Linked DNA regions of Mus musculus: regions 1, 3, 4, 5, 6 and 7 are each linked to region 2. The links are chromatin loops, found by intact Hi-C in ENCODE. Cell type or tissue: heart. All regions are shown on one strand. Each heading gives the region's core, and the rest is flanking DNA. Links, peaks and the distances in the headings are about the cores only. Region 1 overlaps Cdkal1 (CDK5 regulatory subunit associated protein 1-like 1). Region 2 overlaps Gm46405 (a long non-coding RNA gene). Region 3 overlaps Cdkal1 (CDK5 regulatory subunit associated protein 1-like 1). Region 4 has its middle 270 kb from the start of A330102I10Rik. Region 5 overlaps Cdkal1 (CDK5 regulatory subunit associated protein 1-like 1). Region 6 overlaps Cdkal1 (CDK5 regulatory subunit associated protein 1-like 1). Region 7 overlaps Cdkal1 (CDK5 regulatory subunit associated protein 1-like 1).

Region 1 (4,381 bases), core at 198-4,197, 460 kb before region 2:
TCATAATATACGCAAGGTCTTTATATAGTAAAGCATAAATATTAATATGAGACCCATTAATGCTGTTTTTACTTGTACTAACCTCCCCCTCATACATTTGTTTATGAAGATTGAGGAATTAAGAAAAGACCGTGTACACAATTTGCATGAACACACCACATTCTGCTGGCACCTCATATGGCTTTAGGGTGATGTGTGTCCATCACCCAATACCATGAGTTCACTGTCTTCTCTAGTTGCCTTGAAATACAGGTTAAATGCAAGTGGCAAACAGATAGCTTTTCTGTCATATGAACTCCCTGCACCAATGGCAGCATCTGTTTCCAGGGCTCGCTGGGAGCAACTGTGGCCCTGCTCTTTTGTGCTGCCTCTGGCTGGCCCCACTCCTGACAAGCTCTGTCCCCTGCTGTGCAATAGTATTAAGAAAGAAGGAGGACCAGGAAAAGCAAGATAGGGATTCACAAATCAAATAGAGTAGACTCTAAATTTAGGGCCTCCAGCCTTATCAGTAGTTCAAATTTGGTTTTGGAAATTTGCTAGGGCCTTTTCCAGGAGGAGAGATTTAGTGAGTATTAATCATAATCTCTTCAGTATGGAGAGGAGGGAAGGGAATGGATTTCAACTCTCCTGGGAAGTTACCTCGCTCAGCATCTCAGGAGCATATTTTTTGCAGTAGCAAATTAAAACCATAACTTCAAAAAACACATTTTATGTTTTATTAATTGTGTTTTGTCATAACAATACCATATTCCTATGTGGTTACATCTTCTTATATGTGCGCCAAACACAAACTATGTGTTTTAATGAATTATACCATTGAAGTGTGAGCGAAGATTAATGCTTGTATGCCACAGAATGCAAAATACAGCACACAGTGTAATAGTGATCAATCATGGGATAAAGCCTGGGAAAGCAGGCGCATACTCAGAGTTGGTGTTGAGAAAGAAGCACACTGCAGCTTCGGTTTGAAATGTGATTTCATGAGGTTTAATTAGTTGCCTAAGCACCAGGAGCAATAGCCATAGAGCATATGTCAAATATTACCTGCTCAGAAACTGTCATCTTAAGACTCATCATACTAAAATGGCACATGGAGAGCTCGGAAAAATCATTCCAGGGGTAAAATCCATCATTTAACATTCAGTTCATCTGCTTCTTATTTTAAAATTCATTTTTATGTTTCTTCCAATAATTTAGAATTCATTATGCTTAATTCACTTTATTAATTGATTTTTTCAGTGCACTCACAGTCACCAACACTGCATAGACAAATGAGAAAGCAGAGCCTCCAGAAGCAGGCTCCGGCTGTGGCGACGCTCGTGCGGCCCAGAATGCAGGCAGAGTGCTGACTTTGCCAGAGAACACAGGAATGGTGTCTTGGCTGTGCATCTCCTTGGATGATCTAAAAATAGCAGTCAAGTAGCTAGGCTGTTTCCAGGTTAACCCCCTTTTAAGAGATTTAACATCTTAGTGTGCTTGCTCTGTTACAAAATAATAAAGGAAAACAAAACGTTAGTGACCTCAAGCTTGCAAAGAGAGGTCATTCCTACTCTGGTTCTACTTCATAGTTTGTAAGATGCATTCGGGAAAACTCCTGTGTTGCCACTTGTAAAGGTGTGTGCTGATTTACAGTTCCTGCACTGCCTCTCTCTCGTGTGTAAGTTCACACACTGGGATCCAGTCTCTTCCTAGGTTCCCGTCACTGTGAATGATGAATACAGATGCTTCCTGCTGCCTGGATTCTGCTTCTTGCATGAGTTCCCCTGAGGGTTTCTGGCTCAAACTAAAAACTATTCTTAACCTATCAGGGCCTGAGCACTGGTGAACTGCAGCATGATTTCATGTCTGCCTTTGAGCAACATGTAAGCTGTCCCACTATGCTTCTGAAAATCAGGGGCACTCATTGTGAAGGCCAGGCAGGTATGATGAGATCAGCTCAGGAAGCCAAGGCAGGCAGCTTCCAAGGGGCCAGAGCTTCTCTGCTTCAAGACCAGGCTTGGGCAAACATGTCAGAAAGCTGAGGTCTTTCTTCTTCCTCCACAGTCCTTGGATTTTGGTTGAATATGCAACAACATTGTAAATTATCCCTCTCTAATTTATAAATACCAAACACTACCAAACACGTGTGACTTTTGTATTTGGAACTTTGCTTGTGTGTGACACATGTGTTTAGGTGCATGTTTGCCCATGTAGAACCTAGAGATTACCTATGATATCACTCTTGCAGCTCTGGCCACTTTTCCTGTCTGAGGCAGGATGCCTCATTAGCCTGGAACTCATCATCTGGGCTCCACTTGCTGGCCAGCAAGCCCTAGGGATCCTCCCTGTCTACACTTACAGATGTGGGCCGCCATGCTTGGTGGTTTTGCTTGGATTCCAGTGATTGGACTCAAGTTGTCATGCGTGGGCAGCAAGCACTTAACCTGCTGGGCTATCTCCCTGGACCTTCTTTGTAACTACTTCTTTTTCAACTATTTTTAAAATTACAATATAATTACATCATTTCCTCCAACCCTTCTCACATATCCCCTCTTCCTCTCTCTCAAACTCATAGTCTCTAACTTCTTTAATTTTTATTACAGAAACTAATGTATTCCTAAGAATAGGAGTACAAGCTGCTCATTCTGTTTCATTTTACTTGTATGAATATGCTTTCAATGCTAACTACTTGATATTGGATTAATATATCTATTTTGCAATATTTTTGAACATAGGAATACATTTTCCTCATTGTCCTATTTTATAGTTTTTAAGGTTGCCGTATTGTCAAGAAGGAACCAGTCACAAGTGTAGCTCTCCAAATCAGAGAACAGTACTTCCATTACAGGCTGTGCGTTCTGTTCCCATGGCCGTTAGCTGAAGTCAGGTGTCACAGGGTAGATCAGTGTCAGTGTGTGGACAGTCTGTCTTTGTAAGTGGGACTCAGTAGTCATTCTATGATGCATCATAAGCTCACATTCATTACTTCTGTCATTGCATGTGAGGCTCTGGAGATAGAAACAGTGAGGCTCTGTGTGCCCTTGTCCTCACACACTGTCAGTATGTTGTGGGGATGGAGTCAACAGCTCTTTAAACTCTACTATTCATACACAATACCAGCAGCGCCACTCTTTTTAGCTGCCAGTAGTATTAGTAACAATGTTTACATGCATTTTTGAAGGAATCACATGTGAGAGCTTAGCCAAAGGCTCTTGGAGCTTTAAAAGCATGAAGAATTCATATGTAGTGTCGATCCTGAAAAGTGTTGGGAGAACTGTGACTCATTGCTTGGACCAAAAAAAGTCGTTGTCGTCGTCGTCGTCGTCATCCTCCTCTTCCTCCTCCTCTTCCTCCTCTTCCTCCTCCTCCTTTGCTTGAATGCTTGATAATGAGCTTTTGCCACCATCTCCCCAAATTTAGAGGATAGTCATACTGAAGAACTACTCTTGAACTAGCTGTCCGATGCTGCAGTAAATTATTTTCACCTGGTCTAGAAGCCTCCAAGGCTATTGGTAGCCCACACCAATGGTCACCATTGTCATTCCCACACCCTATCTCTTAGTAATATGGGCCCACATCCTCTAGAATAGAGACCAGAAAACAAGCAGACATCATGAGCGGAAGGGGTCAGTAATACTACAGCATTTAGTCAGCATGTACAGGAGCCAAAGGCCACCAAGTCTTAGCTGACCTATAATCTGTCGTGGTAGCATTCTTTAGGAAGTCTCTTTTGAATACTGACCTACTGCATTGCAATTATTTGGTTCCAAGTGGAAAATACTGTTCTCAGCAAAACAAAACAAAAAACATTTATTGGTAATCATATATTACTAATGAGGAGTATTTTAGTTATTGACAATTTGTTCTTGACCCTCACTGCCAAAGACAGATTTATCACATAAATGAAAGAAGCTACTCTCATTGTTTTCACAGTGTATTTAAGCTCTCAGAAGGTAGTTAAAGCATGAAAAGCCACACAACAATAGGCTCCAGGCCTCTGCTGTATAGACAGGATAGTTAGACACTTGTCTTTTGAGAGAGCTTTCTTTGGAATCTTTTGAAGTAAAACACTTTGAAAAAATCATTTTTTCATAAAGCAATAATTTTATTAGAATTATTGGTTAAAGAGCCTATATGTAGTATAAATTGAGTGTGATTGCTCATTGAATTCCTGGGATCAGATGGCAGAGATGCAGACTAATAAAAGGGAGTGTCCCTAATACAATATAAGTAAACAGGGGAGGAGGAGAAGCTGCCCATCAAAGCAGCCGTGGCAGCCATGAGTTTTCCTTGGGAGTGGCATAAAACTTACCATCAAGCCGGTCAACTTCCCATTACAAACACTGGCTGCCTATGGCTGGGCCCACTCTGTCCGACTCCCAGGCTCATGTGCCGGGACCTT
Region 2 (4,381 bases), core at 170-4,169:
CTCTTGCCTTCAAATTTGCCTCTTTACAAAAGCTGCTTTGCTGGCAGTTCAGTATGAATTTATTTTACAGCATATACAAGGTTTTCTGGTAGCTTGCAGTTCCTGAGAACTGCAACCGAAGGCTCTTAAGCTGAGCGGGGGACACACAGTAGGGCACTCACTACGTTGATTGGCAGTTGAAGTGGCAGTTGGTGTGGAGTCGTCGCTGCCACGGGTACTCTTATCTTTCCTGGCCACACCCCTGGGCCCAGGAGGCAGCTCTGAACAGATGGTGAGTCTCCGGTGCCAGGTGTGCAGCGCGCCCTGCGCTGTGTGAGGCACAGGGCTCTTTGGTCCTTGCCGCACCCCACCCATCCTATGCCCGCGAGCGCCCCCAGCGCAATGTGTGTCTCGGTGCTGTCCGCACGCGCGGTTAGCCGAAGGTGAAAGGCTGGGAAAAAAGGAACCCTAGTGCCAGGCAGAACCCGCCACCGGGCCAGCTGCTCGTGGCGAGCACGTTCCTCCCCTCCTCTGACTCCCATCACTTGGCAGCCACCCCAATCGCCTGCTCGCCCCTCTGCAGCAGCACACACGCCTTCGCACTTGCTCCCCTCCCTATTCTCTTTTCTGACACTTCGTGGCTTACATGGACCACTCTCCAGCGGGATGCCCTTGGTCCCCGCCCGTCTCTTAGCCTTCAAGGTGGCTCTCCTCGTTCCCTAATATTTGGGGAACTCTAGGCGGCTTTTTTTTTTTCCATAATCGTAATCATTTGCTTGCCTCCTGGGACTCCAAACTGTAATTGCTTTTACGTGTCTGTGGTCTCGAGGACAAGGAATCCACTGAGAGATGGTTTGGGGGTGCTGGGCTGGGAAGAGGATGCTCTATTCCGATTCCGAGTACCGTTTGCGGGGTGGGGGCTGCAAGGAGGAAAGTGCGCTCAGCCTTTCCTTTATCCACCCTCCCCCCGTCGCCCTCGGCAAGGGCTTTGGGGCGCCTTCGAGGTCCTCTGTGGACACACAAACACCTCAATCTTCCTGATCAGGCTAGAGCCTGGAGGTGGGGAACTATCTGGTTCCTTCGTTCTGCCCCTGGGAAGAAGCCCTGGCCGCTGTGCGTGCACTGCCCCTCCCGCAGTCACAGTGAGAGCTGAAGCGTGAGTCCCAGACCGATGCAGATGGCACGCTATTTAGTCCAGGAGAGGCTCACAGAGGGTAAGGGGCTGCTGGGCACCCGAGTGCACCCAGGGAACCAAATGGCTGTCGGTTCCGGTCAGTGGCGGAACTGGGCCCCAGCGGCTAGGTCCAGGCTGGAATCGGGGGAGGGGTGCGTAGGGGGAGGGACTGGGCGAGATCCCCCCTCCTGGAGTGGCTGCTCCAGCTGCCACTTGCAAGGAGGCCCGGGAACTGGAATAGGTGGGGGGGGCGGGGGGCGTCACCAGCCCATTCCTGACCGTAAACCTCCTCAGAAGGCAGTGGTGAAACGCCGCTGCGAGCGTCGCCCGAGCCACGTTTACAGTAGGAAAGACTTTCCTCCGAAAAGCACCACCGGAGTCGATTGCAATTTAGCTCCTCCCAGTAAGAGTCACAGAGAGGCAAGGCGAGGCCGGTGCACCGGGAGTCCTAGGCGAGCTTGGGCAGGACCCCTGTTGCTGAGCTCCACGGGGCGGGCGTGCCGGGCTACGGAAACCATTTCTTTTCAGGAGCAGGGTTGGCCTTTGGGACTCCTGTGGTCATGCACCGTGTGTTTCTGCCGCCGCCGAAGCAGAGCGCGCAGCTGGCGGAGAAACCGCATTCTCGCTCCTACCCGCCCGAGGGAGATGACCCGTGACCTCCCGAGTGAGGTTACCAGATCCGAAAGGGGCGTCTCGGCTTCCCCAGCCATGGGGGTTGAGGGGGTGGGGGGTGGGAGGTGGGCTGGAGAGGTCGGACGAGCAAACAGGGAGCAGCAATCGGTTACCCTAAACTTTGTCTTACGGGGAATGGGGGGATGCCCAGAATTCACCAGCACACCCACCGGTCCTTGAAACCCGGAGAAGTGTTGGGGGTTCACTGGTTCAGGAGACCAGGAAGGGACGGTTGGATCTTCCCCCACGTTTTCCCACGTCGCTGCATGCTCAGGCAGGCTCAGCGCTGCCACCTGGCGGCTGCCTCTCCCGGACTGGGAGGAGCTGTCTGCACGCACCAGTTCCACAGATCTTGAAGGGTGTGCCAGGCCTCTATCTGGGGAAAGGGCAGAAGCTCCAGTTAATGCTTCCTATCTATGTGGCCCGTGCAGACACACTTGTTTTCTGCTTGTTCTCAAGAGTAAGAGGGAAATGCGTTGGCGTTGAACGGCATGGGTATAAAGAGCTGACTTGAGCCTGCTGGTTATGAGGGGTGAGAAAGTGGTGAAATTATTAGAAATATATGTTTCTTATCTCTGTGTAGTCTAACAGTGAATATGAACGACAGCTTTCATTTATCCTGCTTAATATTTTTCGAATAAGAATTCAACACACTGGTCTGGAGAGATAACTCAGCCCTTGATAAAGGCTAAGGCTCACAACCAAAACCTAAAAAATACTGTTTCAATACAGCCCCCCTTTCCTAGTCCAGTTTCAATACAACTTCCTCAGCACCAAGAATGGAGTAGTGCAAGGGGTTGGGGGGTGGGGAGCAAAATCAGCCCCAGTGAAGGGTTGACCTGAAAACAGGGCTGATGGCATTCAGTTTCCCAGAGCACTTCCAGTCAACGAAATTAACAAGAAGGCGTCCTCCACCTCTGTTTATTTGAACTGAATGTTCAAAGCCAGAGGGGCTCACACACTCAGTTTCTACAGCCAAAGCAAAGCACGATTCTTGGAAAATAGTGCCAAGCCAGACTCGTGAAACTAATTTCCATGCAGGTTTTCCTCCCTCTATGCTATCGGGACACATTAAGAAGTCGAGGTAAACCTTCATCCATACCCCATCCATACCATTCTGTAGATGTGAGGTTTTATGTTGTGCAGGTGTGTAGGGGCAGGAGAAGCACATTAGCAGTTATTACCCTCTCATGTCGAATGGATTGCATTTAATGGAATAAAATAAATATCTGCCTTAATTCAAGACGTGAAAGATCTAATATCATTTCCAATAAAGACCATTAGTTGATGATTCTAAGGCAGGACTTGTTTGCAAAACAATCCTGGCTCTCTGTTCATAGAACTACAAGGGGAGCGGAGGGAAAGAGCACTGAGCACTGACTTACTAGGGGCCACCAAATAGCTAGTATCTGGGGGGAACGGGGAGGTCTCTGATGGAGAACTGATTACAAAGCTTAGGGCATTAGGTAATGAGACCCAGAAATCTTAATATCATGATTTGGTATTAAGTCCAGTGCATTCTGGTGTATATGTACTTTAATCAAAAGCTATTTGTCACATCTTTTGTCACATGTTTCCATGCTCTAAGAACAAAAACAGTCACACTTCAATAACTCCAAACTGTCAGGTATATACTCTACAGGATTACATTGTACAATGGTGTAACTAGGTCAACGGATGCTACCAACACATATTTTACCAGGTCTAAGAGAAACATAGACACAGGGGGTGCATCTCATAGTCAGGGGGACAAGGAGGACCTTTAGCAGCTCGTGAGTTGGCTCAGCCGGTACAGGCCTCTCTAGGCCAAACCTGGCAATGTGAGTTCAATCCCCAGTACCTGGATAGTGGAAAGAGAGCACTGGCCGCACAAGATGTCCTCTGACCTCCATCTATGCACAGTGCCAAGCAGTGGACTCGCATACAAAAATTAACTTAAAATGGTTTATCCCCTTTTCCTTAAAGGCCTTTTGTCCTTTGATGGCATATACTATTACAGTACACCTTAAAAGTCTGTTGGGTTTTCTGACATGCATCTAACAAGAAAAATCAGGGCAGGAATTACTTTTTTGATATGCTCTTTAAATTAAATATGTGCATTAAGCATGAGTGTAACTATGAGGGGTGATTTACACCACTGGAAATACCACCAATTACACCAACACTCATCTTTGCCAAATTATCCAACATTGTTGAATACAGATTGTACAAGGAATACATCTCCTTATTTTTGTCATAATAAAAATACTGATTTTGTAGACAATAGACCTTTTAGGATAACCCAGATGCCATTTTGATGGCATCTTAAGAAGGTACATCTGTGGGTATCAGAAAAAAAAACAAAAAAAAACAAAAAAAAAAACACATATGCCTTGCAAAACACTTTTCTTGGTGGAGGTTTTTTTCTTGAAGGAGTGCATACTATTTTAGGATTTCCTCCTCTGGGAATTAAAAAAGGGCTGTGATGGGTAGCAAATAGTCAAAAAAAAAAAAAATTACTTGCTTTTTACCCACAAAACATTCTTGCCTGCAGTTGATCTTAGAGACCCAGTCAGC
Region 3 (4,381 bases), core at 209-4,208, 880 kb before region 2:
AAAAATTGTAGTGAACAGACATAATGTCCAAATAAAACTAAAGACTTTAGTGAAAGTCATTAGAGTGTGCATATATGTGTTTGCATGTATGTGTGTGTTAATAATGACTATCATTTGGAAAGATTTTTATTATATAAAGCCATTTATATAATAGGGCATCACAATGTTACAATTTGAAAGGCCATTGATATATTTAATTAATTGCTGGATGCTATGCATAATTCTCTGTGGCCTCAAGGGACAAATGTATCTTTGAGAAATATAGCAGGACCGTTGTGCCACCAGGACTGGGTGGCCCACTTCAGAAGGAGAGCACTGTGGTCACGTGCTGCACAGCTCTACTGAAATACCATGGCCAGTATTTTTCCTATTAAAATAAAAATATTAAACATCCTACATATAATTTACTTTGTTTGCCAATAAATTTTGCCTGAATTACTATAAGATCTTGCATGAAAGTTGTTGAGAAAAAAATGGCTTCTTATAAAGAGTTATACTTTATATTATAAAAACTACTGAGTATTTTCTATTCACGTTTCTATAATCTATGTTCTCTGTATTAAATATTTTGTTGAAATTTTGAAGTACTTGGGCTGGGGAGATAACTCACTCACTTGTGTGGTGCACAGGACCGAGATTCAGCTCTGTTATCTACTTAAAACAAAGACATGAGCAAAACCAAAATCCAAACAAAACAGAACAAAGCACCCAGTGAAGTGCTGTGCTTTGGTGACCCTAGCTCTGGGGAGGCAGACAGACAGATTCCTGGGTCTCTTGCCATGCTTGCTTGGCAAGGTCTAGGCCAGTGAGAGGCTGTCCACTTGCCTCCACACACATGCTCATACATTTGCATGTGTTACTGTGCACACATGCATTTGCATGTGTTACTGTGCACACATGCATTTGCATGTGTTACTGTGCACACATGCATTTGCATATATACTCATACATGCACACACACACAAATATTTTGTAGTACCTTATTGAACTATAACTATATTTAGAAGGGTGTTTAAGACTTTGTTGCCGAGGTATAAAGTGGGATACACAATGATTTGTTGCCTCTTTGAAGTGGCTGAGATTACAAACTTAGGCTATGCTTGGATTTGAACTTAGGGATTCTGGAGTGCTAGGTTGACACTCCTCACAGAGCTACTTTCGTGATTTCTCTGTTAGTTTCTGTTTCTTCTTTATATACATGTTTGTTTTTCAGGCAGCACAGAAATAATTAATATATATATCAAATCAAATATATATATTTGATTTATTTGTCTAGTTGGCTGAGAAATTTCCCCATATTTGGCTTCTTAGGAAGTGCCCAAACTCATTTTGGACAGAATGCTAAGCAGCCCTGATTTGTCCTATACTGTGTCATCTGTACAAACCAAGGAGTGTGGGCCTTTCCTGTGTCCTTTGTACTTCAAGCAGTATTCTCCTTATGTTTAAATAATCTTGAATGATTGAGGAGAATGTTGGCTTTCTTGAAGGATTAGTTGGAAAATCTGGTTTGGTCTCCAGAATTTGAATGATTGATTAGAATCTTCATTTTTTGTTTTTTGTTTTTCAAGACAGGGATTCTCTCAGAATCTTCACTATTTTTAAAGGAGTAAGTGAATTCTCTAGTTCTTGGTTCTGGGTCCTCGCTCTGAAGACGCTTATCATTTGTCTAAAATGAATGGCCAGCAATGGTTAGACTTCCATGCTAGTGAGTCATTTGATACAGAGTGAAAACCTGCTTTCCCAATTTTCCCACTATTAAAATTGTGATACTGTTACCATTCTCCTGTTTCTCCTTGTGAGCTTGCAGTTTGTTCTTCATGCTGTTAACATTTGACCTAAACTTCAGCTTTGTGTAGCTTGTGAGCAGCAAAGCCAGCCATATGCTGTTTTCCTGAATAAACTTGATTGAAAGGGGAACTGTATCAGGAGATTGAGGCTTTAAAAAACTTCTGGCCTGCTACACTGTGTTCTACCTACATGTTAGAGGTTTTATGAGACAAATAAAACACATATCCATATACTTTCAGAAATCTGATACCTATTTAATTGCTTAATAAAGTTCAGATTATGCTTAAAAATATTGTACAGTGTTCTTGAGTAATTTATGTAGAAATAGCCTGTGTTTAAATTGTAGTTTTCTTTCTTAAGAAAATGAGTAGATGACAAATTACCATGAAAGCATCATTTAAAACATACTTAATTTTTTTATTTTTATTTTTTGTTGCCTTCTTTAATTTTGGGTCTAAAAACTTCAGGGACATTAGTAGTTGAGTATGTTCAACACTCTGGCCTTCAGAAGGTTTGTGTTAAAAATAAGATGTGTTTCTAGCTTTTGAACAGCAGATGGCAGTATTGCATCATGCGATCACTTAGTGGTGTTATGACCCCTGAACATGAATTCCATGTTACAAATGATCATCTAATAAAATGATTAGAAGTCATTAAGTTACCTAACATTTAATTTTTCTCTGCTTTTTTTCTATTTTTAACAGTATTTATATAAGAACTTGGCAAATTGACCTTTTCAGAGGCCATGTGAGCTCTTGTTAATCTGAGATGCAGTGCGCAGCAAATCAGATGTGTGATTATCCAATGATGGGCTGACAGCTTCAACTGGTCTTGGTCGCTTTCACTGCTCGTCCTAGTGTCTGGTTGTGGCTTTCCGTAGGAATATATTAAGGTGGGATTTTTGAATCTGAGGAAAAACTATTTGTTACTTTATGACTCTCTTACTTTCAGGCTTACTAAAAACAGTGGCATGGGTCCATCTTGAGTGCCTCATGAATTCTCAGACCTGTTTATTAAACAGGGTTAGGAAATGGTAAAGCAGAAAGAGTTGAACTCTGCACTTTCACATTCCCCTCTGACTTGACGTGGGTTTGAGGGTTGATGTAAGAGGGGCCTAGAATCTTGGTACAGGTTTATATATACTCTTTGGTATGTATTATATTTATGGTAATCTGAGGGCTTTCTTAGTGGTGGTAGTTGTGCCTTAACATTGTTTTCATGAACCTGATCATCTTAGACCCTCCTCTCCATAAGCCACAACGCTTTGGCACCACTGCTGTTTAGTATATTTCTGCTTACTGAAATAGTGACTTCTTAGCCAGTCCCCACCTAAGTGTGATTCACCCATTTTTCCTTTCCTTTGGTGAAGTCTTTCCATCTTACTCAGCTTGGACATTTCAGAGATACTTGGTCAGCAAATCAGAGCTGAAGTACCCAACTTTTAACACTCACACTGTAAAATAAGGGTAAAATCAGGTAATATCTTCTATTAGCTTAATTGCTAGCCAGCTAGCTCTCTCCCTCTCCCACTCCCTTTCCCCTCCCCCTCCCTCTTCACCTCCCCCTCTCCCATTCCCTTTCTCTTTCCCTCTCTCTCCCTGACAGAGTCTTACTGTATAGCCCAGGCTAGCCTTAAGCTTACAGTGATCGTCCCGTGTTAGTCCTCTGAGTCCTGTGATTAGTCCTGAGCACTGCCTTTGGTAGAAGTGGAGGATTAAATGAGCTAGCATGAGCAGTGTCCATGTGTGTTTGAATTACAAGTGCCATTGCACAGGGTACCACACACAAAATAGGAATTTTTAAAATGTGCATTATATGTGGGTTAGTGATCAAGTAGAACTGACTTTTGAATATGATGAATGTTAATAATTGCTTTCCAACTTTAACACAGAAGTCTATTGTAACAGTGAACTAAGTGGTATGTATGCATGTGAACGTCTGGAGCTTTCAGTAGAGTCCTATTTAGGTGCTGTCAGGTCCACTTGGCTTAGTCTTGACATGTCTGAGATAAGATCGCACGCCATCACTCTTCCTGACATGGACACTTTTACAAATGGTATTGAATCAGAAATCCAGTTTAATCCATTCTTATTAAATTGGAAGCAGTAATTGCTTTCTGTTTAATGGGCTGGAATTGACTGTAGCAATCTCGATGGACCTTTAAACTTGATAAAATACGGTTACATATGTTCCTGTTGGTTTGTGTGCTCATCAGGGTAGGGTTTAGCGTGTTCCTTGTGTTCAGAAGTTGAATTATTTGCAATGGTGGTAAAGGGTATAGTAGAAGGTGGGGAGAAGAATGGCATTTTCTCATTCCCCCCCTTTTTATTTCTCAGGGAATAAAACAGAGAAATAAATCTAAGGGCCTTCAGAATGGAATTTTCACCTACCACTCAGAAATAGGGAAGGCGATTATCTCTAGAGAAGACCTGGCGGGCGCACACCGGCCCCTGAGGAGTGAAGGCGAGCTGTGGGGAGCCACAGCCTTCCGACAGTTAGGCTTTCATTTAGTGGTCTCTAAGTCTCTCCATCCATGTCTGTTTCTAGTGACAAGGCTTGCCATTGGACTGAAGATGTTTCTGAGGTATTTAAC
Region 4 (4,381 bases), core at 156-4,155, 320 kb before region 2:
GATGTCTTAAAACGCTAGCGCCTACTTTGGATTATAAATATCGAAACTAGAAGACAGAAATCAGCTTGTTTCTGGTGCATGAATACCAGCACCTTTTGGCAAAGAGGCAGAGACGCTATTTATTCTTAAGGACCAAGCAGGAAAGCAGCTGTGGAAAATATCAATGGGCAAAGGGGGTTTCTTCAAAGGGGCTTTACAGGAAGAGGGCACCAGGGAAACTCACGAACAGAGTCAATTCATTTGACCCTGGGAATGTCTTTGAGGTTATCAATAACTAATAAAGCTGTATATTTTAGTTAGGAATGAGATAAGCATAAGAACTCCATGGAGGGAAGAGTAAAATATTCACCTCACACGCACATCCATATTTACAGCAGCTTTATTCATGACAGCTAAGAGGTAGGTGTGTAGCTGGGCACTGGTGGTGCATGCCTATAATTGCAGCATTCAGGAGGCAGAGGCAGCTGGAGCTCTCAGAGTTCTAGGTCAGCTTGGTCTACAGAGAGAGAGAGAGAGAGAGAGAGAGAGAGTGAGAGTGAGTGAGTTAGTTAGTTCCAGGACATCCAGGGCTACACAGTGAAACCCTGTCTGGAAAAAACCAAAACCAAACATACAAAAAAGCAAAAAACAACAAAACAAAACAAAAGCCCAGAATCAGAGGTAGAAATGGTCCAGGTAACCTATGGACAAATGGATGAACATGTGGTATTCTATCCTTAAGGTTTAGTGGAGATGGAGGAAGCAAAGAAAGGGTGATAAAGAAATTCCAACAAGCACAGCAAGGTGAACCTCACAGATCATGTGATCAGTACACCAGTGTGATGGTTTGTATATGCGTGGGCCAGGGAGTGGCACTATTAGGAGGTGTGGCCTTGTTGGAGTAGATGTGTCACTGTGGGGGTGGGCTTTAATACCCTAGTCCTAGGTGCCTGGAAATGAGTATTCTGCTAGCAGCCTTCAGATGAAGATGTAGAACTCTCAGCTCCTCCTATACCATGCCTGCCTGGATGCTGCCATGTTCCCACCTTGATTATACTTGACTGAACCTCTAAACCAGTCAGCCCCAATTAAATGTTGTTCTTTGTAAGACTTGCCTTGGTCATGGTGTCTGCTCACAGCAGTGAACCCCTAAGACAACCCAGTCACAGACACACTGTGGCTGATTCCACTGTCATAAGTGTCTAGAGTAGAATGATAGCCGTATAGACATTTTCAAGCTTTTGACATTGCAACATGACATCCGTTCTCTTTCTACAAAGTTCCCACCTGAGAACCTGTGATCAAGTTACAAAAATAAAACTCAGGCAGAAGTCTCATAATGTTTTAAGTTAGGAAGTAGGGTCAAGGCCTGCCCCCAGTGACCCTCCTTTTCCACTGAAGCTCCACCACCTAAGGTTTCAAGACCTTAAAGAACAGCTAACTCAGCTGGGGAGGGAACAAGTGTTCAAACATAAGAGCCCATGGGGGCACATGTCACACTGAAACCACAACACCTCCCATGCTGCCTACAAAAGAGTCCCTCCTGTCATCATGTGACTATCAAGGACATCGGTTATTGGATCTGGGGTCCATAGTTACTGTGTCTGGAAGATCTTTAGTTGCATGTGTGAACATCATTTTTCTAAGTAAGCCCACATTCACGGTGATGCGCATAGTCTTTGAGAGCTCATTAAAGGGGAGCACTTGGAGTTCAAACTTCAGAAAGATGGAAAGTGATAACCTAAGATGCTTAGGGGCAGCACTGGCTAAGGGGTTTCACTGTCCCAGCCCTAAGCCTATCAAGATACCGAGTCACACACCATCCCATCTCTCTACAGCCCAACCTACCACCCTGTTAAACACACGGACCTGGAGACGTTAAGTGTTCTTTGTCCTACTGTTAGTTACAGAGGCAGGGTAAGGGCTGAGTTCCTGATTTCAAGCGCAGCATCTTTTTTTCAAAGAGCTATTTTAAAATCACATCGCTGTGCTTGTGTGGCACAGGAGATAGAACTGCGGGACCAGAACATGAAGCCTTGCATTCCTGGCAGCCCTCACAGGCTGTTTCCAAAGAAACTTATCAGTCTGTCAACATTCTCCCCAGCCCCTTGCCTTCCCAGTGTCACAGGCCCGACAAAGTGCAGACAAATGTGCTTCTCAGGAGCCCTCCGCCACGACCAAGCTAGGCAATTTTTCATGTCTCCTGTCCAAAGCATATGATAGCAGTGACTTCCAGACAGCTGAGCCACAGCTCTGCTTCTGTGAACTATGCTGTCAATTTTTATTTTAATTCCTTTTTATTCACAGTTTGATTTCCTGTAGGTTTGGCTTTACTTCTTATTCAAACGCCAGCACTATAGTCCTCTTAACAGAAGAACTAACCAATCACCACTACAAAGAAGAAAATTGGTCCATGAACTCTCACACATAGTTGGGCTTCTATGTTTATTCTTTTTTTTTCCTCTTTTTTTTCTCTTTGAGAGAGACAGACAGACAGACAGACAGACAGAGAGAGAGGATCTTTCTACATATCCCTGTATGTCCTCAAACTCAAAAAGATCTGCCTGCCTCTGTTTTTTGAGTACTGGATCAAAGAAGTCCACTCAGCTCAGCTACCAGTCTTTTGTTTGTTTGTTTGTTTGGTTGGTTGGTTGGTTTTTAGAGACAGGGTTTCTTTGTATAGCTCTGGCTGTCCTAGATCTCACTTTGTAGACCAGGCTGGCCTCGAACTCAGAAATCCGCCTGCCTCTGCCTCCTGAGTGCTGGGATTAAAGGTGTGCACCACCATGCCCGGCTCAGCTATCAGTCTTAAAAAGGCTGTGGAGAATTGCATCTTTGCTTGCTTACTATTATTGTGTATCTTTGTGTCTTTAGGCTTACCTTAAGCTCACTATACAGCAGAGAAGGACTTTGAACTCCTGATCCTGCAGCCTGAGCCTCTCTACAGACAAGTACCACTCTACCAGGCTTATGCATGTTGGAGCTCAAACTCCAGCCTCTGCGTACTAGGCAAACGTTCCACCAACTGACCCCATCTTCCAACCTTCCGTCTTTACCCTCCATCACTCGGTGTTGACACTGGTTTGGAAATCTCTTGTTTCCTCCTCCTATCCAGTCTGTCTTCTCATGTTCTTAGAAACCAGGAATAAACAGACCATGGCAGAGCTCTGAAATGGTTAGTACTCAAGACCTAGAAGAAGCTGCCAGCTGCAAGTTTCAACATGGTTGTCTTTTGGTTGAATGCTAGAAAGCTGTTTAGCATTCTCGGGAGCCTGGAAGGGTAATGGGTCGCTGGGGATAAACGTTCCGAAAAATCTCCTTACTACCTGTTGTTGCTGCTGCTGCTTTAACAGAAACCCCAAACCTGGGTAATCTGTAAGAAAATTGGTTCAGTTAACTTACTGTTTTGGTCATCCATGGACGTAAGGCTGGCAGATGAGCTTCTCAAGGGAGGGCCTTAGGGCAGAAAAGGAAGCAAGGTGTGCAGAATTCACGCAGGAAAGACTCAGGACAGCAGCAGGCTCCCACAGGAGAGCCAGACTTTCTATCTGTAACACAGGGCCTCAAGGAAAACCAATCCACCCCTTGAGCTCATTCCCATGTGAAACACATTCAACCTTCCTAATGAGCTAATCACGGCTAAAAGATCCCACCAAGCCTCAACTCTGTTTTACTGAGATGATCTCTGATGTGGGTTTTGGGGATGACCTCTAGCAAGTCTGAGAGTGATGGGGCTTTGTGATCTACAGTCTAGGCTCCCCTTCCAAGTCCTCCTTTTATGTTGAAGTGTTTGAATGTCTGAAAAATGTTCAAATCTCATATGCACTTACCTCTTCATTCCACTCACGTGCTTGGGGCTCGTCATTGCTATTTCAGCAAGTGTTTCTGACATATAGTCTGTTGTTAGGAGGAGCGACTGCCAACACCCTGTGCTGCACCTGCTAACTACGACTCCACATCATCCCAGCTGAAGGGGACCTGGCAAATTGGCTGCCACTGGCTTTAGCCTGGGCTTGGCAGATATTTTCTATAAACAGCTACATAGTAAATATTTTAGCCTTTCCAGGTCAGATAGTCTCTCTTAAAACTATTAAAATCTGTTCTTGGGAGTACACAGGCCACTGTGGAGAGTAAGCAGGCATGTCTGTGTCCCCAATAAAGCTTTATTTACAAAGCCACATTGGAGAGTGCCAGCCTCGGTTTCAGACTGAGCATGGCCTGTTTCTAAGAGCTGGAGACATTTTAGCTCTGTAAGAAAGAGCATAGGAGATAGCTCCCAATGGCCACCCAAGGTGGTTGTCTCACTGGAAAGTGGGAATCATCTCTTGGGGATGAGAACTGCTCCCTCCCAGAGGCACTACTAGAGCCCTTTGCTGATTCTAGAGACTGTGCACGCACACTC
Region 5 (4,381 bases), core at 161-4,160, 540 kb before region 2:
AAACAATCGGGCACATTTGTATCTTACTGTTTTGTGGGTTCACTGTACATCTCTGCATACTTACATCAATTTTAGCCCACGTGGGGCAATTCTTTTGAAGTAGGTTGACAGCTTTCCAGTTAAATGTCAGAAAGAAGCCTAACTGTTAGATTTGAAATAAACTGATTTCTCTTGGTTCAGTGTTAGCCTCACCTTTTGAGTGGCAGGACTTGAGCAAACTCAGAGGTCCCCTGCATTCTACAATGCTCCCTTTAATGACTTGGAGGCTGTTGTTTGAGTTTCCCAGGATTGTGTGGGTTATTGTTATATCTTTGCTTTTATGGTATAGTTGTGGTCTTATCACAGTTTGTTCCATGCTGAGTCACAGACAGGAGAGCAGCAGTCCATGTTTTTATTATTCCTGTGAGGAAAGGCAGACTTTCATGATGCATTTTCCAGGAATTCATTGTGGAGAAAAACTGAGACAGCCGGTGTATAAAACCAGACACATACGCAGTCTTAAGGAAGATGTTATCAGAGAAAATTGTTTCCTTTCCAGACACTCGGGGTTGTTTGGGTATCTTTATCTGTGATTGGACATGACCTCATGAATTATGTTGTCCATTTACGATAGCTACTAATACTGGTGGTGCTCAGAACCTTCTTGGCATGCCTCAGCTCTCTCCCCTCCTTTCCTGCTCATCCTTTTCCTGACCCCCTCACCCTCTGGCCTTCCAGCTTCCATGCAGCCTGGCTGCTTACTTAGTAGGGTACTTACTTAGTGGTCCAGCTGTCCTCCAATGGCCCCTGTGCCATCAGCATTTGCTCTATGGCTGAAACTGGCTGAAGAAGTTGAACACTTTGATGCCCCTAGAGCTGTCTTTCTGGTTCCCAAGTCTTTCCTTTTGATGGTATTCCTCCATGTTCACATTAGCCACGCTGAAGCTTTTCTATGCAGTTTATGGATAATTCTGCAAGAACCAAAGCAACACCTCAGCCATAGGCTGGGACTTGCCACAAAGGGCCACTTCATCCACCCGCTGCCCACAGGTGCCACTTAGACATTAGCCTCTCATCATCCTTCACACCCCAAGTGTGGCCTGGGGCACACTCAAGAAGCTCTTGATGGGCACAGGGGAGAGGTGTGATAATGACTGATCTGAAAACTCTTGTGTCCTTGTTCGTGAAAGTAGCATCTATAAGGGAGGACCTGTGTGGAGCTGGTGAGGGCTTTGGCCTACACGCCTGATGTAGAACCTGCTCCGTACACACGAGGTACGAGGCAGAAATGGAGAGGGAGAAATAAGGCTAGGTCTAGGGATGCAGCAGGCCAGAGCAGGAGCTAGGAAGCTGAAGGAAGCTGAGATGCTTAGAGTCAATGGACAGAGTACAGTCAGCCTGCTGAATGAGCCTGGGGATGTGTAAATGAAGTCTCTTTCTAGACTATTGAAACAACCTCCCTGTTGGTCATCTTTTCTAGCTCTTACTCACCCTCTTCAGCCTCGGCAGTAATAATCCATACCATTTCAGGGTGCATTCTGTGCCAGGCCAGGTCTTAGAACTGAGTCGGGATTATCTCTTTTGATCTTCCCAGCATTCAACAGGCATTTATTAGTCGGCTTCCGTTGTCATAACAAAGTACCACACACTGAGTAGCTTGAACCACAAAAATTTGTTTTCTTAAAGTTCCAGTGGCTGAAAGTAGATGACCAAGGTGTCAGTAGATTCTGTCTCTGGTGAGGGCTCTTGCCCTGACTTGCAGATGGCTGCCTTCTTTCCACATCTTCTCGTGTATGAGACTAAGAGGGAGAGCTTGCTGACCTGCCTCACTCTGAGGGCAGCAGCCCTGTTGAATTCAGGTTTGCCCTTCAGGGCTTTTTTTATCACATATATTCCAGTTGTGGGCAAGGCACAACCTGTGATGTCAGGGGATGGGGATCCATTTCATCGTGTCACAGCTGGTTAGGGGTTGTCCTCCATATGTACATTAACAACAGAAATGAGAGCTCTCAGAACCCAAATGGAGGTGACAGGACCTCTAGTGGGCGCTGCTGTTCTGCTTGTACTGTTCCCATCATCCAGCTGATGTCCTGAGCTTTTTTTCTTGAAGTACTAATCACTATCTAAATTAGAGAGATGGTGTGCTGGCTAGTTTTGTGTCAACTTGACACTGCTGGAGTTTTCACAGAGAAAGGAGCTTCAGTTGAGGAAATGCCTCCATGAGATCCAGCTGTGGGGTATTTTCTCAATTAGTGATAAAGGGGGAAAGACCCCTTGTGGGTGGGACCATCTCTGGGCTGGCAGTCTTGGGTTCTATAAGAGAGCAGGCTGAGCAAGCCAGGGGAAGCAAGCCAGTAAGGAACATCCTTCCATGGCCTCTGCATCAGCTCCTGCTTTCTGACCTGCTTGAGTTCCAGTCCTGACTTCCTTGGTGATGAACAGCAGTATGAAAGTGTAAGCTGAATAAACCCTTTCCTCCCCAACTTGCTTCTTGGTCATGATGTTTGTGCAGGAATAGAAACCCTGACTAAGACAGATGGGGAAGAGAGGGAGGGAGGGAGGGGAGGGGAGGGAGGGAGGGAGGGAGGGAGGGAGGAAGGGAGGAAGAGAGGAAAGGAGGGTGGGTGGGTTCCGTGGAGTGCCCTCTTGGAGGCCTTGGCCCTCAGGGTAGGGAGAGTAAGTTACTTGTTACTTTCCCCAACTTCAAAGTCATGGGAAAATAGCAGCGTTTTCTATAATTTACCTTATTTTCATTTTTTTTAAAATTCACCTGCTCTTTTGTTTCATGATGAAATTTATTTTCAGTAACTTTATTTCCTTTTTAGGAAAAAAATTGTTTCTTATTGTTTTCATTAATGTTTTGGTCAGCAAAGACTAGGAAGACATCCTGGGAAAAGGAGGGAGACGGAACAAGAGTGGGCAATGGCTGCGATGCGGTTAATGTATGTGTTAGGAAGGAAGGAAGGAAGGAAGGAAGGGAAGGAGGGAGGGAGGGAGGGAGGGAGGGAGGGAGAGAAGGGCCTGTCTTGAGGATTGGAAGGGGACCACCAAGAGAAGAGAGAGGGGAGGGAGGGAAAGAGGAAGGGAGGGAGGGCAGTAATTAAGAGTAAAGTATAAAGCTGGGTGAGTGTGAAAATGTCACAGATCTATCCTTATTTTATATAAGAGAGTCTTGTTTTCATTGGGAAAAGAAAGAAGATTTGTTGTTGTTGTTGCTGCTCCTGCTGTTGTTTTTAAGAGGTACTTTTGTAAGTAAACCTCTCACCAAGTGCTTGTCATCACTTCGGAGGTAGTGAGGCAAGTTCAGGGCCAACTCCATTTACATAGCAAGTGTGGGATCAGCCTTAGCTGCACAAGCTCCTGACACAAAAACAGTAGTTAGTTAGTTGTTCTCTTTTTTTCTTTTTTTCAAACAAAGTAAATATTCCAGTCTGTCTGTCTCTGGGGAAGCTTGCTAGAGGACTGATTTAGTCACCCTTGTGACCCATTTTCTGTTCATTGAACCTGACAGGGCTGCCCCTTTTCACGCTTGACAATTTGTTTGCCCTTGCTATATATAAAAAATGACCTCAAATTTAGTGGCATGGACTGACATAAATATAGTCTCTCAATTTCTATAGATAGAAATTTGGCACAGTGTCAGTTACTTCTTGTCCTAGTTATGAAACAGCATGGCCAAAAGGCAGCTGGGGAGCAAAGGGTTATTGAGCTTATTTTTCACATCGTAAGCCATCATTGAAGGAAGTCAGGGCAGGAACCTGGAGGCAGGAGCTGATGCAGAGGCCCTGGAGAAGTGCTGCTTACTAGCTTGCTCCTCATGGTTTGCTCAGCCTGCTTTCTTATAGAAACTAGGACCACCAGCCCAGGGTGGTACTACCCACAGTGGGCTGGGTCTTTCCACATTAATCACTAAAGAAGAAAATGCCCTGCAGGCTTGCCTACTGCCCAGTCTTTGACATTTTCTCAGTTGAGGCTCTCCTCTCTGATGACTGTAGTTTGTGTGGAGTTGACCTAAAACCAGACAGAACATTCTTCTCTTCAGCTTTTCATGAGTGTAACATCAATATGGTGAGGGCTATGTTCTCAGCAGGGCCTTAGAATCCTCTTACACAACCTCTGAGGATGGATATAGTTCAGTGTCTTGTGGTTTCTTGATTGTTCCTGCTGGCTTATTGGTTAGGACCAATCTCAGATCCATGAGGTTACTCACAGCTCCTCACTGCTGCCACACAGAGATTTAACAACATGAATATTTGCTGTCTGCTAGGCCAGCCTCAGCATGTTCTGCTAGCAATCATTGGAAATATGCTGCTCTTACCAACAGGTTCACTCTATTGTTCCAGACCCATCGGAACATTGTTTTTACTGTGATGCTTACAGACTTGGGTTCTTAATTACATCT
Region 6 (4,381 bases), core at 303-4,302, 640 kb before region 2:
AAAATTAAGCAAGTGATTTGGTATTTTGGTCGCCATTGCCTTAAGTGATGAAAAAGGGGAGGGGTCTCTAGAGATATTTAATAATCTTACAATTTATTAAACTCTTAGTCTCCCCGGAATGGCAGGGCTAGAGAACACAAAGGCAGCAACATGCCTTGTGAGAAAGGGTTCTGTTGCAAACGTTTAGGCCTAATTTTGTTCCAACTTTGCTTGTAATAAGACATTCAGAAAAGGCTCACCAGCTAAATAGCTTATAAAATACAAACTGTGGGAATAGAGGCCTAATTGGGCTTGTTGAAAGAATTTTTAACATATAAACATTAATTTTTTTATTGAGCATTGACCAAATTGAAAAAAGGCTAAACTTACTTGTTAAAATAATCTGACATCTTCACTGCAGATCCAAAATTTCTGAAAATGTAAATAAATTAAATGTAGGCTGTGTTCTACCATCTGTAATGAATTAGCATTCCGTTTTACCAGCTGCTGCTGCGGCTTGGGGCCGACTCGGGATCAGAACACACCGGTGGGCTGCTGCTAAATTTAAGAACCTGGGGTTTAAAACTGGCAGAGCTAGACTGGCGATTGGAAAAGTCTCTGCCATTATGAGTAGCAGATCTTTCCACTTGGGACAGGAAATATGTGTCTACTTTTTGTACAGATGTTGTCAGACAAATGAGGAGGCCAAGTCTCTGTTTCTTACTACCAACATGGCAGGCAGATGGCTCTGGGGGCCACTGCTACCTGAGGGTAGAGTTGCCCTGGAAGGGAAAAGCAAACAGAAAGCTGTAGCAGTCGTTTCTTAGACTAAAAAAAAATGTTTTATGTGTGTGCCCATGTACGGCATGTGTGCCTGTTGTCCTCCAAGGTCACAAGAAGTCATTGGATCCCCTGAAACTGCAGTCATGGTTGTGGGAATGGAACCTCAGTCTTCTGCAACTGCACTTAGCACCTAACTGCTGAGTTGTCCAGCCCAGACTTTTGTTTTTGTAATATATACATATTTATTTAACGTGTGTGGTGTACGTGGGTGTGTATGGGGTTTGTGAGTGTGTGGATTCTATGTGATTTGTGGGGTTTGAGGGTTGTGGACATATATGGTGGGTAGGGACAGGGTAGGGTGTGTATGCTTGTGAGGGTGTGAGGTGTTGGGGGCTTTGGGGGAGGATGTGGGGTGTGTGCTGGCACAGGCACACTCATGTGGAGGTCAGAGGGCATCTTGTCTTTCTCCCATGATATGGTCCTAGAAATGGAACTTGGGCTGTAAGGTCAGGCAGTATTCCCCCATATCCATTGAGCTGTCTTGAAGGCCTGTAATAGAAACAATCTCTTATATAAAAAAATGGTCTAGCAAAAAATGGAAATGTTTATAGATTGGTGAGAGATCTCATGCTTCTAATTAAGCTTAGTGATATTGTTTCATTTTCTAGTTTTTATTTTTAGCATGTAGGAAATAGGTCTCTAAAAAGAAGAAAAGTCCATTTGTGCGTCTCACTGGGGAGCTAAGGCCAATGCGAAGCAGTCTTCCTGCCTTGACATTCTGGGTGCTGGCATTACAGGTGTGTGCCACATATACCCGGCTAAGTCTGTACATTTTACAGTCAGGTAGGTCTGCTTTGAATTTGAATTATGTTGCTTCCTGGATTCATGCTCTTGTAAAATCCCTTCCATTTTCTGAGCTTCAGTTTCCTCATCTGTGTAGAATGTCAGTAATAACATTTTCCCTTTGAAGTTGTTCCATCAGCTGGAACTGTCCCTGGAGGCTGAAAGTGCATTACAGGAAAAGAGTGGGTGTGGCCTGTGAGTGACACACCTCTGTCATTGTGCTGCTCTAGGGGATGGAGCAGAACTTCACAGTGATATATGATATCTGATGCTTCAAACACTGGATATGAGGGTTTAGTATTGTGCACATCACCCTGGACATGTCTGGTCTCATGTTTGTGGAAATGTGCCTGAATTGTAGTATTCCTGCCTTTAGTTTGCTTTTGCTGTTTCTTTGTTGGCCTAGATTTAATGAAAGCACAAAATCTGACTGGAAGTTATTTTCTAGTGTCAGAATTCATACATGGTAATATCTGAAATGCCCATGTTACTGTGGTCTCATAAGCAGTATTTGTTCCCATTCTAAAAGTTTCACTGGGACCCGTGTGATAGCTAATTTCAGTAGTCAGCTTGACACACCTGAGAAGATAGAACCTCAGTTGAGGGATTGCTACCATCAATTGGCCCATGGATATGTTTGTGGGGTCTTTTTCTTATAGCGAATTTATGTAAGAGGACTGAGCTCATGTGAATGATGTCAAGCCCATTGTTGGTGGTGGCATCCCCTAGGCTCTATAGGAAAACTAGTAGAATCTGAGCCTGGGAGCAAGCCAGGATGCAGCATTCCTCATGATTTCTCCTTCAGTTCTGGCTTAAACTCCTGCCCTGACTTTGGTAATGATGGATTATGACCTGAAATTGGAAGCCAAAGCCAAAACCAAATAAACTCTTTCCTCTCCAAGCTACTTGGGTCAGTGTTTTATCTGAGCAACAGAAAGCAAACTAGAATGGTATGTTAGCTCTGTGAGTTTAGTAAGTTCAATGCACTCAGGTCAGGGAACACATTTACTGAACATAGGACATGTGCAAGGTACTGGGAGATAAAGTGATGAAGCACAAATTTAGCCTCCTACAGCTGTGTTCAGAACATGAGGGTGTGGCTGCTGTGGGTGCCATAGTATCAGGTGTACCTATGGCCTGAGCAGCCATGTGATCCCAAGACCAGTGCAGCTAGTTAAGCTTTACTGCAGGCTATGTTGTTAAATGGAGAACAAAAATAGGTTCTTAAGCAATTTGTAAAATTTGTCTAAAGTTATTCCCAGTGTTTAAATAGGGTAGTGATTCTTACCCTGACCAAACAGTCTTGTCCACAGCCCTGCAATCTAAAACCTTGACAAAGACCTGGGGAACTTGTAGCCTGCTGCCTTGAAGGTGTATCTGGAATCCTCCCTTCCCTTTACTCTCTTACTCCCCTTGTCCCACAATCCTCAGGTGGCCTCAGGGTCAACTGACTGAACTGGATCTATCTAGCCAGTATGCAGACCAGCTTGAACTGGCTTCCCTGGGGCTGACCCCTGTGTCAAGAACTCACTGTGCCATACCCAGACTGGCCCTGATCCTGCTTCTTCAGCTGTATCATAGTATGATCCCCGAGCACCTGTTTATGACATGTGTTCATTTCTTAGTGTTCCCTGTCCACTCATGAGTCATGACTTGAGCATTGAGCCTGTGCATTGAAATCACTCTTGATTGAGTCTTTTTTCTTCTAGAATCTGAATCTATCGCTTGTCTTGTTTTGACTTGTTCCTTACACAGTCCGCTGCATCTGTAGTTAGCTTTGTGTGGCTGTAACCTAGCCCCTCAGGCTGGGAAGTTACCTACATGCTCTCCATTTCCAACCTTGGCCTTGATTGCCCCACTTTGTGCTGTTCTGTCAAGGTCCTCTATCTAGACTTTCCCTACAAAGATGGGACTCTTTGCTGACCTTGTGTCCTCCATTCACACTAAGCTCAAACTGCTCTAACAGTTGTGGGATTGGTTCTGATTGCCTTGCTGGTGGTATCCCCTCCCCTGAAAAGGGCGGTGCATTTACTTTTTCTGTGTTGCACTATACTTATGGGTGCCATGTTTTCTCACCTCAACTAGACTATAAGGTATTTTTATGTATCTCATATCATGAATTTTGTTAGTGGAATGGTGTAGGGACTCTGGCTTAGACAATAAAGCAACAGGACCAAATGTCTTGCTTATCTGCTTGTCTAGTGACCTTCTCCCTGGTTCCCTCAAGGCTTTTATCTGTGGCAGTCTCTCATTGCTCACCTGTACAGAATCCATTCTGCTCTTGTGCCTCCAGACAGCACCATTGTTCGTAACTCTCTACTGAAGTGCGTTGACCTTTAGAGCTCACCATCATGGCCTGCATGGGACATTTTTGGAGATGCTTTTGCACAGGCTTAGAACTGTACTCAGATGCTGCTGCTATTTCTGTGGCTCAGAACCTCTGCACACCCTCAAAGCCGTGCTCCCTAAGAAGGGGAAAGGCACTCTTGTCATATAAGGAAGAGTTGGTCTTCTCTGATCATAAGTAGAGTTCACCTCTTGAATTCCAAACTACTTTGATATGGTTTAGAAGTTAGGTAAATAATTTACCCTGCATGTTATGCATCAGCCACTTTAACAGCTTCTGTACCATTTAACTTTAAAAACTGCTATTTCAGGTAATCTTTGTGCACACTTGACAGATGAAGAACTAGAGATTCAAAGAATATCCACAAGATGCTTATCTATGCCTGGGCTTAGTTGCCTCCATCACTTGCTGGTATATTGACATTTAACC
Region 7 (4,381 bases), core at 155-4,154, 370 kb before region 2:
GCATGTTCTAATATGAGCATGTCAGTTGTATATGTATGCATGCACATGTGTATGTGTGTGTGCTCCAAAAAAAAAAAAATCCAGCTATACTCCTTGTATAGATACCGTCTCGATGTGGCTCAGGACTGTAAGACATGCAGTTCAAAGTGGCTTATGTGTGACCTAGGCTGGCTTTCCTAGGTTGGCCTTCTATAGAGAAACAGGAGCTAAACCTAGTACCTCAGAGGGTACAGCATCAGGGAGGGTACATAAAGCCTATTTTCTGAAAACCTGGGTTCAAATATAGTCATGAAGTACCTGACATCACTCTCTTATTTACAGCTGACCATATCAACATCTCTGAAGTGTGTTGTGCATTGTAGAGCTGAAGCCCAGCCTCTCTTCCCTGTTCATCATACTGAAGAGTTAGGTTCTACCTACTCCTTCATTGGGTAGTTTTAAGAACAACAACAACAAAAAAAGTGTAAAGTATGAGAGGCCTACTATACACACGGCAAGCTTCCAAAAACGCTGCTACTACTGTTTCCTTCTGCTTCTATAGCCTACTTCATAAGAGTACCAGGCAGGCCTTCAAGGGAAGTCACCAAGTGATCTGACCTCCTTCCTTCCATTGGAGACCAAACCCCCACAGCTCCCAAGGAGAGGATACAGTGACTGCTGACACAGTAAATACAGATAATAGAGAACCAAGTTGAATGTAGTATCCACTCTGCAGGCAGCAGCCGACTGCCTTTTAGGAGCCTTTCCCTGGGGGATCTTGTCTCTGGTGACTGCAAGTTCCATGAGTAGAACAACTCAGAACAACACATGTAGTCCCAGTGGCCTTCCTCACAGTGAGCAGAGTCAGGCCTGTTCTAGCTGGAAGGAAAAGGCTTAGCAGAGGCTGGGCCCTGAGGGCCTCCTGGTTTCTCCCCCTAGTAGACTTCATGGCTTAGCCAAGGCTGGGCCCTGGAGGACCCCTGCTTTCCTCCCCCACTAGGGGGACGCCTGCTTTCCTCCCTCACTAGGGGGCTTCATAGCCAGCCAGCCTGTAGCTACCTTCAGCTGCTCTGCATGTGTGACCACTGCAGTGCTGTTGGGGTACATTCTCCTGGATTGAGAAATTGGTTCAACTCTGCCAGAACTGAGCATACATACGAAAAGCTGAGCACACATACGTGCAGTGGCGAGCACAATAGGCCCACATCTTAGTCCCGAAAATTGCACACATGATGCCTATCCTAGAAAGAAGGACTTTGCAGGCATGGCTAAGGAAGGATCTTGAGATGAGATTGCTCTGGACTGTCCCAGGATAATCCTTGTGATATAAGTCACCATCTCTGTGCTTGCAGCTTTGAAACGGAAGATGCAAGCAGCCACTTAGCCACCTAGAAAAGGCAAGGATAAAGTTCTTTCCCAGAGCCTCTGCAAGAAATGTGTTCATCTCTACCTACAGCAAAATCCTAGAACACGTGACCTCCAGAATTCTAACAATAGTTTTGTATTGTTTGGTATTCTAGAGTTACCACAGTTTGTTGAAATCACTAGAAAACTAATCTACAGCATGTATAAATTACTTCTCTCATGGCTGTAATAAAATATCTGACATAACTAACTTAAAAAGGAAAGTGGTCTTGGATCATGTTTTTAAAGGCAAATACAATCTGTAATGGCAGGAGAGGCAGGCATGGACCCTGAGCATCTATCGGGAAATTAAGGTCTGCTCAGGATTGCCCATAGGACAGGGAGAGTAAGCAGACTTACCACAGAGCATAGGATGTGCAGAGAGGTAATAGCTGACAGGGTGTTCTAAGCCAAGTCCTGTCTTCAGTTCAAAACTGAGAAAATAATAACAAGAAGAGACAAGGGGTGGGGTGGCCTTAGTTAAGAGCTTTTCCCAAAACTCATTCCACAAGTCTTCTTGCTCCTTCTCAGGGGTTAATGTCTGTGAGAACATTACTAACAACAGATGTCATTATCTTGGAACTGCTGCTAAGTATCAGAGACCCTGGTCTTCACTTTCCCATGCCAAGCCCCTGTACACAAGAGCAACAGCAACCTTTCTTGTATGCCCAGAGCTCAGGCTGACTCCCTGGCCTGTCTTCTAACTGTAACAGCATTTTACAGCAGAGGTCAGTCTTCTTGCATCATAGCAATGGGAATTATGCTTGGATCCCATTGCCAGGTAAACTTGGACCTGCAGTCATTTGTCATACTGCACGCCTCCTGCTGCTATTTGTAATAAACTAAAATACCATGAACGGATTACTCATATCTGGAAAGCAAATAAAATAGTGACTTCATAATTTTACAAGACCGTTTGAGGTCATTTGTATAGTCCATTAGAACCTCAGAGTAGTGCCCGATCCATTGATCTCGGTGATCCTTAAATGCTAATTTCAGTCCTCACAACGACCCAGGGATGCACAGATGCTCTAAGCACTACCACGTTACAGGCGGGGAAATGCCTGTTGTGAGAGAAGACCGTGCCCGAGATATACATATACATATACATACATACATACACACACACACACACACACACACACACTCTTATGTGTGTGTGTATACATATATACATACATGTGTGTGTGTGTGTGTGTGTATATATATAATCTCCACTTCTGTTTTTAGGAGATTTGTTGCTTTGTTGCGATTTGATAAAGCTATACTTTAGAAAATTGAAGCAGTAAATCTCACCTATAATCCCAGCACTGAAAGGCTGAGGGAGAATCTTGTTTTCTGACTACTCCTAGACCATCCTGGACCACATGGAAAGACCCTGTGTCAAGATACCATGAAAATCTAGCAAGTAAGCAGGCTTAGCAGTGAGATTTCCGAGGACGGAGAGGTGTTCTCATCAAAGTTAGCAGGGTGCGTGGTAGGAACTGTCAGGGTAGTCCTTCACCTGTGTTAGCAGGGTGCATGGTGGGAACTGTCAGGGTAGTCCTTCACCTGTGTTAGCAGGGTGCATGGTGGGAACTGTTAGTGTAGTCCTTCATCTGGGAAAATCAAGTGAATTTTTTTTTCTTTTAATTGAACAAATATCAGTTCCTGCCTTATTTCATATTGTTTTGGGAAAGATGTTTCTGAGAATTCAAGTAATTAAAAAGTATAAATATCAGAATTGATTGTTTTAATAAGCATTAAATTTTCTTGAATTGGGCACTTTAAAGAGATATCTTGAATAGTACATTATATTCACTGTTCTATTGTGTCAACTTTTACCTTTTTTTGTCATTTATAATCACTTCACCTATATTACACTCTGTATTATTACATTGCTTTGTTGGCCAGGAGATGCTAAATGGATAAAGCACTAGCCACACAAACGTGAGGACTGGAGCTCAGGTGCCCAGAACCCACGGGAAAAAGGTATGGTGGCCGCCCCAGTGCTTGGACCCCTGGGGCATTCTGGGTAACTAGACTAGCTCAGTCTGTGAGCTCTGGATTCAGGGAGAGGCCATGTCTCAGTAAGTAAAGTGTAGAGCAATTGAAGAAGGTACCCAGCATCAAATCCCTAGCACCTACATGTACACATACATGTGCCCCAATACATGTGAATGTATATACTCATATATGCACCTTACACCCACATGGAAAACAAAAGCTCCATTGTTTTCCAATCATGATTCCTGCTTCCAACTTCATTGATGTCAGACATCCACCCAGAAGTGGGCTGGACAGACGGTAGCTCTGGATTTGATTCTGAGGACCCTCTGCCCTGTTCATTATAGCAGGCACACCAATTCACATTTCTAACAGAGATGTTAAAGGAATCCCCTCTTCTATGCATCCTTATCAGCATCTTCATCTGGAGACTTATGGCTGTCAGTTCATTTTAGTTGCTGTTGTTACATCCATTTCTAACTAGGGCCAGCTGATGTTTCCTTGTAGCTTTTGACTTGCCTTTCCTTCATGGTTAATGATACTAGAAATGTTTTCATGGATTTGCCATTTGTATTTGTTGAGACCAGTCCATTCGGATCTTTAGCCCACTCCTTAACTGTTGTTAAGTGTGTGGATCTCCTTGCATGCTCTAACACTAACTCCGTGTGCAGTGAGCAGCTAGCACAGGTTTCCTCTCATTCTGTACGCTGGGGCTTCACTTCGTTGTTTGTTTTCTTTACCGTGTAAAACACTCTTAACTGGAGGCCGCACTATTTGCCTGTTTGGGCTTGGTTTCCTGTGACCCGAAGGCCTTACCCAGATAATTAGTCTTCGTGTTGCTGCAGGTACATCTAATTGTCACCACTGGTTACCTCAAGTCCTTTTAGCTTCAGGTCTTAGATTCATTTTGGGTTGGGTTTTATTATTTGCTCGTTTGGTGTTTTTGTTTTTGCTTGTTTTGGTTTGGTTTGGTTGGTTTTTGTTTCTGTACTAGATGAGAAATTGTGGTTAA

The links. Hi-C counts contacts between places; a loop is a spot of excess contacts. Peaks named below come from ENCODE experiments on the same cell type or tissue, not always from the same donor. Only the 100,000 strongest peaks of a DNase experiment are listed, where the experiment ranks them.
Region 1: a loop joins it to region 2, with 2.4 times the contacts of the local background. A loop is called at or near these places in 2 of 42 quality-filtered maps.
Region 3: a loop joins it to region 2, with 8 times the contacts of the local background. A loop is called at or near these places in 38 of 42 quality-filtered maps.
Region 4: it touches region 2 in a loop (7-fold over the local background); 2 of 42 quality-filtered maps call a loop at or near these places.
Region 5: a loop joins it to region 2, with 2.9 times the contacts of the local background. A loop is called at or near these places in 3 of 42 quality-filtered maps.
Region 6: it touches region 2 in a loop (9-fold over the local background); 32 of 42 quality-filtered maps call a loop at or near these places.
Region 7: a loop joins it to region 2, with 3 times the contacts of the local background. A loop is called at or near these places in 4 of 42 quality-filtered maps.

The regions. Positions count from the first base shown.
Region 1 is chr13:29,412,042-29,416,422 of GRCm38, reverse strand. All of the region lies in intron 13 of Cdkal1 (CDK5 regulatory subunit associated protein 1-like 1), which reads left to right. Among named protein-coding and RNA genes, the nearest start is that of A330102I10Rik, 400 kb to the right of the region's middle. In heart, for the core only: no CTCF peak of the experiment used is centred there; a DNase peak (open chromatin) is centred at 1,742; H3K27ac peaks cover 1,223 bases.
Region 2 is chr13:28,955,709-28,960,089 of GRCm38, reverse strand. Gm46405 (a long non-coding RNA gene) reads left to right here. Exons shown (of 2, transcript XR_001780882.2): 1 at 1-1,193. Among named protein-coding and RNA genes, the nearest start is that of Gm52067, 2.4 kb to the left of the region's middle. In heart, for the core only: CTCF peaks have their summits at 374 and 2,123 (motif pointing left); DNase peaks (open chromatin) are centred at 279, 1,299, 1,629 and 2,099; H3K4me3 peaks cover 2,245 bases; H3K27ac peaks cover 2,572 bases.
Region 3 is chr13:29,836,814-29,841,194 of GRCm38, reverse strand. The region is part of intron 4 of Cdkal1 (CDK5 regulatory subunit associated protein 1-like 1); the gene reads left to right. Among named protein-coding and RNA genes, the nearest start is that of Cdkal1, 17 kb to the left of the region's middle. In heart, for the core only: a CTCF peak has its summit at 2,347 (motif pointing right); no DNase peak of the experiment used is centred there.
Region 4 is chr13:29,279,431-29,283,811 of GRCm38, reverse strand. It overlaps a transcript of Cdkal1 not described here. Among named protein-coding and RNA genes, the nearest start is that of A330102I10Rik, 270 kb to the right of the region's middle. In heart, for the core only: no CTCF peak of the experiment used is centred there; a DNase peak (open chromatin) is centred at 2,011; H3K27ac peaks cover 2,131 bases.
Region 5 is chr13:29,499,022-29,503,402 of GRCm38, reverse strand. All of the region lies in intron 11 of Cdkal1 (CDK5 regulatory subunit associated protein 1-like 1), which reads left to right. Among named protein-coding and RNA genes, the nearest start is that of Cdkal1, 350 kb to the left of the region's middle. In heart, for the core only: a CTCF peak has its summit at 2,018; a DNase peak (open chromatin) is centred at 722.
Region 6 is chr13:29,600,004-29,604,384 of GRCm38, reverse strand. All of the region lies in intron 9 of Cdkal1 (CDK5 regulatory subunit associated protein 1-like 1), which reads left to right. Among named protein-coding and RNA genes, the nearest start is that of Cdkal1, 250 kb to the left of the region's middle. In heart, for the core only: no CTCF peak of the experiment used is centred there; no DNase peak of the experiment used is centred there; H3K27ac peaks cover 232 bases.
Region 7 is chr13:29,328,353-29,332,733 of GRCm38, reverse strand. The region is part of intron 15 of Cdkal1 (CDK5 regulatory subunit associated protein 1-like 1); the gene reads left to right. Among named protein-coding and RNA genes, the nearest start is that of A330102I10Rik, 310 kb to the right of the region's middle. In heart, for the core only: a CTCF peak has its summit at 2,124 (motif pointing right); no DNase peak of the experiment used is centred there.